2 separate regions of the Homo sapiens genome follow, and region 2 is linked to region 1. Evidence: chromatin loops called from intact Hi-C (ENCODE). Cell type or tissue: endothelial cell of umbilical vein. All regions are shown on one strand. Links, peaks and the distances in the headings refer to the core of each region. The heading gives the core; the rest is flanking DNA.

What was found. A loop is a pair of places that touch in the nucleus more often than their neighbours do. Peaks named below come from ENCODE experiments on the same cell type or tissue, not always from the same donor. Only the 100,000 strongest peaks of a DNase experiment are listed, where the experiment ranks them.
Region 2: it touches region 1 in a loop (4-fold over the local background); 40 of 110 quality-filtered maps call a loop at or near these places.

Annotation. Positions count from the first base shown.
Region 1 is chr2:109,557,204-109,560,127 of GRCh38, reverse strand. The region is part of intron 8 of SEPTIN10 (septin 10); the gene reads left to right. It also overlaps a transcript of RANBP2 not described here. Among named protein-coding and RNA genes, the nearest start is that of SEPTIN10, 55 kb to the left of the region's middle. RefSeq lists an enhancer at 1,222-1,516. In endothelial cell of umbilical vein, for the core only: no CTCF peak of the experiment used is centred there; a DNase peak (open chromatin) is centred at 1,427; H3K27ac peaks cover 2,035 bases.
Region 2 is chr2:109,608,331-109,611,254 of GRCh38, reverse strand. The region is part of intron 1 of SEPTIN10 (septin 10); the gene reads left to right. It also overlaps a transcript of RANBP2 not described here. Among named protein-coding and RNA genes, the nearest start is that of SEPTIN10, 4.2 kb to the left of the region's middle. In endothelial cell of umbilical vein, for the core only: no CTCF peak of the experiment used is centred there; a DNase peak (open chromatin) is centred at 1,474; H3K4me3 peaks cover 404 bases; H3K27ac peaks cover 2,500 bases.

The sequences.
Region 1 (2,924 bases), core at 227-2,726:
TAACACGGTGAAACCCCATCTCTACTAAAAATACAAAAAATTAGCTGGGCGTGGTGGCGGGCACCTGTAGTCCCGGCTACTTGGGAGGCTGAGGCAGGAGAATGGCGTGAACCTAGGAGGCAGAGCTTGCGGTGAGCCAAGATCATGCCACTGCACTCCAGCCTGGGTGACAGAGCGAGACCCCATCTTAAAAGACAAAAAAAAAAAAAAAAAAAAGGCATTGGTTGGAGGCTACATAGGTCTGGACTTGCAGATTTGAAGGGAAGGCCTGCAACAGGTAGAAACCATTTTTGTTCCAGCTCTGGGAGTGGAATGAATGAACTGAAACCATTGCCAGCCTTTTTTGTTCACTGCTCACAATTCATAGTCCAGGGAAAGAATGTCCAGTAGGCCTGATGTAGGTCATGTTCCCATCTCTTGTTTAGGAGTGAGTGTGAACCTGATTAATTGTCCCACAAGACTGTATCCCATGGGGGAGAGGTAGCCCCCAAAAAGGTAATGAGGATAATGGATACTGGTACCAAGAGGAAAGGACTCAATGATAGGTAGTCAGAAATCATAGATTGCCCATCACATCCATTTGCTGAGCATTTCTTCAGGTTGGGAAGCATCTGATCACTGATCACACAAAGAAGGGGAAATTAGAAAGGGAGATTCTTCAGCTTAGGTCAGGCTACGGACTGGGTGGGAGCAGTGGCTGGAAGAAACTCAGTAAGTTTAGGTCAGGCTACAGAGTGAGTGGGAGCAGTGGCTCACTATTGTCTTCCTAAGAGAGTAGACCTTTCTACTGTATTTCTGGATCACTTGGGTAAAGTTGAGGCAAAATGTCTCTTCTGGTTCTTTGTCATATGTGATTAAATGATTTGATAAGGCTTTTGTAGCTCATTATAGTCTGATGTATTAGGAAGCTTTTATTTTTTATAGTTTCAAGAAGTTATATCTGGCCAGGCGTGGTGGCTTATGCCTGTAATTTCAGTACTTTGGGAGGCCAAGGTGGGTGGATCACCTGAGGTCAGGAGTTCAAGACCAGCCTGGCCAACATGGTGAAACCCTGTCTGTACTAAAAATACAAAAATTAGCCGGGTGTGGTGGCGGACACCTATAAGCCCAGCTATGTGGGAGGCTGAGGCAGGAGAATTGCTTGAACCCAGGAGGTGGAGGCTGCAGTGAGCTGAGATCGCACCACTGCACTCCAGCCTGGGCAACAGAGCGAGACTCCATCTCAAAAAAAAAAAGAATTTATATCTGTTTTCTCGGGAGTCTTTTCCTATTTAATTTGGTAGTTGTTGTAATTTGGTTGGCATGTAAAATCTGTCCCTCAGTATTATATCTATCTAGCAGTAAAGACAAGTTACGCAAACCTGTTGGGTGACCTTTATGTGACTGTACTTCCTGGCCCTCTTTGTTGCCAGAACTTCCGTTTGTTTTTCCACTTACACTTTATTGAATGGGTATGCTGAGTCATGGTGGGTATCCTAATCTACCAGCACCAATCGCAGGCTTGTCACGAGGCCCACGTAAATAGCACTATAGTCATAGTTTAATTAACTGATCTTAACATTTTATATTAATTATTTCAACCATTGGAAACATGCCTTTATAAAACTCTTTAAATCCCCAAGTTTAATAATTAAAGATTAACCTAACTAATCTCTTTCCCACAGTTAATCACCTTTAACTTTTTAGCACAAAATCACTGTCATTGAAGTATTGTGGGACCTGTAGCTTTGAAAGGAAGATGTATGCTTAGTAGTTTAGAGTTGTTTAAGTATTTGACGTAATTTTAGTAAAACTTCATGTCTTTGGAATTCTCAAGAACTAAATAGTTCTTCAGGTAGTCTATAGTAGACTTGGAAAAAGTTCACTAGGCTTATCGGAACTGTACTTGAAACACAAACATGTCCCAATTGAAGGAAAGGACTTTTCTTGATGACATGAGCATCTGAGATTTTTTTCTTTCTTTCTCTTTAGTTTTCAACTTTAAATCAGTGAGATTTGCAACAACAGTAGTATGTTGGCATTAAATATTCATGTCAGGCCAGGTGCAGTCGTTCACGCCTGTAATCCCAACACTATGGGAGGCCAGAAAGGTGGATCACTTAAGCTTTGGAGTTTGAGACCAGCCTAGGTAACATGGCAAAACTCTGTCTCTACAAAGAATACAGAAATTAACCAGCTGTGGTGGCATGCTCATATAGTCCCAGCTACTTGGGTGGTAGAGGCAGGATGATCCAGCCTGGATGACAGTGAGACCCCGTCTCAAAAAAAAAAAAAAAGAAAATTATGACAGCAAGCTACTTTTATGCTAGAAAAGGGAATAGTATAGCAAGAAAATGTTTTTATTTTTATTTAATAAATCTATGATAAGAAACAATGATTGCATTAGTTTTAGAATACTAACTTTATAGACCATTCTCTTTCAGATCTGACTTTCTTTACCACCTTTTGAAAAATAGTACAAGTTTCTTTACTTGAAATTGGCCTTGTAAGTTTACATTGTCAGAAGTTGGAAAGCAGCACGATGAGATGCAAAATATGCAGAAGCAGTCCATTACTTTCTCCTGCTGAGACACCACATTGGGGCAATCTGATTTGTGGTAGTTGGGAATATGGACTTTGGAACAAGTCTAATCTGGTTCAAATCCCAGCTTTTTACTTTTCAGCTATGTTTCTTTGGGCAGATTACTCTCTGTGCTTTAGTTTTCTTATTTAGAATGTCAGGGCTTGTTCTTCAGGGTTGCTGTGGGAATTAAATAGTCAACATAAAGGAGTCCAGAAGAGTACCCTGCCAGTAGCAGATACTCAACAAATGTTAGGTCTCTTCTCTTCACCAGGTAGATATATTTTCCTTGTGAACAACTCAAGTGCTTGTATAGATTAATGAAGCATTGTTTTAAAAAACTTATGTTTGTTATGCATTCAAG
Region 2 (2,924 bases), core at 302-2,801, 51 kb before region 1:
ATTTTCTCTTATTTTTTTCCTAAAAGTTTTATAGTTTATGTTTTACATTTATGTTATGACCCATTTTGAGTTAATTTTTCTGTTAGGTGTCAGACTTAAGTTGAGGGCCATTTTTTGGCCTATGGATGTCCAGTTGCTCCAGCACCATTTGTTGAATAGGCTCCCTTTCCATTATTGAGTTGTTGATGCACTTTTGTCAAAAGTCAGTTGAGCATATTTGTGTGGGTCTGTTTCAGTCTGTTTCTGGGTTCTCCGTTAGCACGCAGTCTTGATTCCTGTAGCTGTGTAAGTCTGAAATAAGGTAGACTGATTTCTCCCACTTTATTCTTCTCTCCCCCAGATTTTTAGCTATTCTAGTTCTGTGCCTCTCTGTGTAAGTTTTAGAATCGTCTTATCTATATTTACAAATAATTTTGCTGGGATTCGAGAGGAATTACATTAAATGTTTATATCGATTTAGGGAGAATTGATAGCTTTACTATGTTGAGTCTTCTAACTCATGTACATAGTATTTCTCTTCATTTCTCTCTTTTTTTTTGAAGACGGAATGTCGCTTTGTCACCCAGGCTGGAGTTCAATAGCATGATCTCAGCTCACCGCAGCCTCCACCTCCCTGGTTCAAGCGATTCTCCTACCCCAGCCTCCTGAGTAGTTGGGATTACAGGCATGTGCCACCACGCCCGGCTAATTTTTTGTATTTTTAGTAGACACAGGGTTTCTCCATGTTGGTCAAGCTGGTCTTGAACTCCCAACCTCAGGTGATCCACCCGTCTCAGTCTCCCGAAGTGTTGGGATTACAGGCGTGAGCCACCATGCCCGGCCCAGACCTTTTTTTTAATAGAAGAGGATATTAAAATTCAGGGAAGTGGCTGGGCGCAGTGGCTCACACCTGTAATCCCAGCACTTTGGGAGGCCCAGATGGATGGATCATGAGGTCAAGAGATTGAGACCATCCTGGCCAACACCGTAAAACCCCATCTCTGCTAAAAATACAGGAAATTAGCTGGGCTTGGTGGCATGCGCCTGTAGTCCCAACTACTTGGGAGGCTGAGGCAGGAGGATCACTTGAACCTGAGAGGTGGAGGTTGCAGTAAGCTGAGATCGCGCCACTGCACTCCAGCCTGGCGACAGAGTGAGACTCTGTCTAAAAAAAAAAAAACACCTCAGGGAAGTTTAGTGTCTCGCTTAAGGAATCACAGCTAGTGATTGTGAGATCTGCTCTGTGTCATATTGTCCCTGCCATTATCTCCACCATGCTCCTTATTAGGAATTGCATCATTTTATGATTCAGGAGATCCTGGCTGTATAATTAGTTATTGTTGACTGAGATAGTGGATCTTGAAATAGTGTTGAGTACAGTCCACTGACTGCCTTTTCATCTCCCGAGAAACACAGCCATAATTTTCCACTTCTTCAGTTATCCTTACCTTTTAAGTGGTGACCAAATCTTTGCAATTCCTGTCCGCATTTGTCATTTCCTGTTTTAGCTACAATGCTTCTGAACTTTTTTTCTCATTCCTTCTCAGTTTTTCTTCAGTGAGGATAATTTTCGTATCTAAGAGGCTTCTCATTTGTTTTACTTTCTGTCTTGAAGTTGTGATTCTTAATTCTTTCTTGATCTTTTTTTTTTTTTTTTTTTGAGGCGGAGTCTTGCTCTGTCACCCAGGCTAGAGTGCAGTGGCGCGATCTCGGCAGTGAAAAGACTCAGTTCCCATGCTGCTTCCTCTGAAGCTTTCCCAGAGAACCCCAGCCCCTGGCAGCCAGGCTGCTTCTCATTTGGTATTTGGTCATATGCTACCTTGCAGTACCTCCTAATTTATGTTTTTGTATTGTTAACCTTTTGCATCAAGTAAACTCTGCATTTTTTTCGTCCTTAATTAAATGATCTGTTTTCTGGAAGAGCAACCTGTATTATTCTTTGTATCCTCCATAGCCATACTCATATATCTTTGAGGACAGGCATTATTTTTTTATATGGAAAGTATGTTATCTTGGACAATTTTATTCTTGCTGAATGTTAAATGAATAAATTATAAATGCTTGCAGGCAGCCAGGAGCTGTTTGTTCATCTACACTTATGTTCTAATGAAGCCCCACTTTCCCTAGGCTGAAACACTGATAGTGTCATACTTTTCAGATAGTCCCAGACCGATTTTCATTATAACATAGTGCCAGGTTATGTTTGGATTAATTGATTGATTGATTGATATATTTTGGTCTGTGGGAAAGAAGGAGAAGGATGCTCTTAAATTTTTATAATCTACTGCAGGATAGAGTCCCTCTCTTCAAGAATACATACAGGACCCTTGCTTTCAACCATATTAATGTGATTTATCTCTGCTTTAGATTTTGAGCATTCCTAGTATAAAATGCCTGATGCGCAAAGCTTTTGTAATGAGAACTTTAATTCTTACACTTTCTTCTGATAATATCTGGAAGGTTGATTTAGATAATGCTTTATTTAGAAAATTTAATTTTTTTTTAGGATTTGTATCTACTACTGATTTAAGGATTTTGGAGGAGGAATCATGTATCTCATAGTCATAATGACGAAAGTAAAATATTTTAAATTCTAATGTTAAATACCTTAAAACAAATATGATTTAATAGCTTGGGATATAGCACTTATACTTTGTTGGTATTACTTTTAGTAAATAGGCTACCTGGTCAGGCTCCCTGGTCTGTGCCAGGTAGGATGGGCTCCCCAGCCCCTCCTCACTAGTTTCAGCCTAAGATCATATGACCAAGGAACTTACCAAAGATAAGGTAGAAATGTGGCTATTCTCTGATTTCCTTTACCTTCCTCCCTTAAGAATCAGATCAAGTTTATCCTGCCCTCTGTGTGGTCTGTATTTATGGGGATAGCAAGAAAGTCCTATTGTCTTAGAGTGCGTGTTACATAGAAAGAGTTCACAAATTGTGAA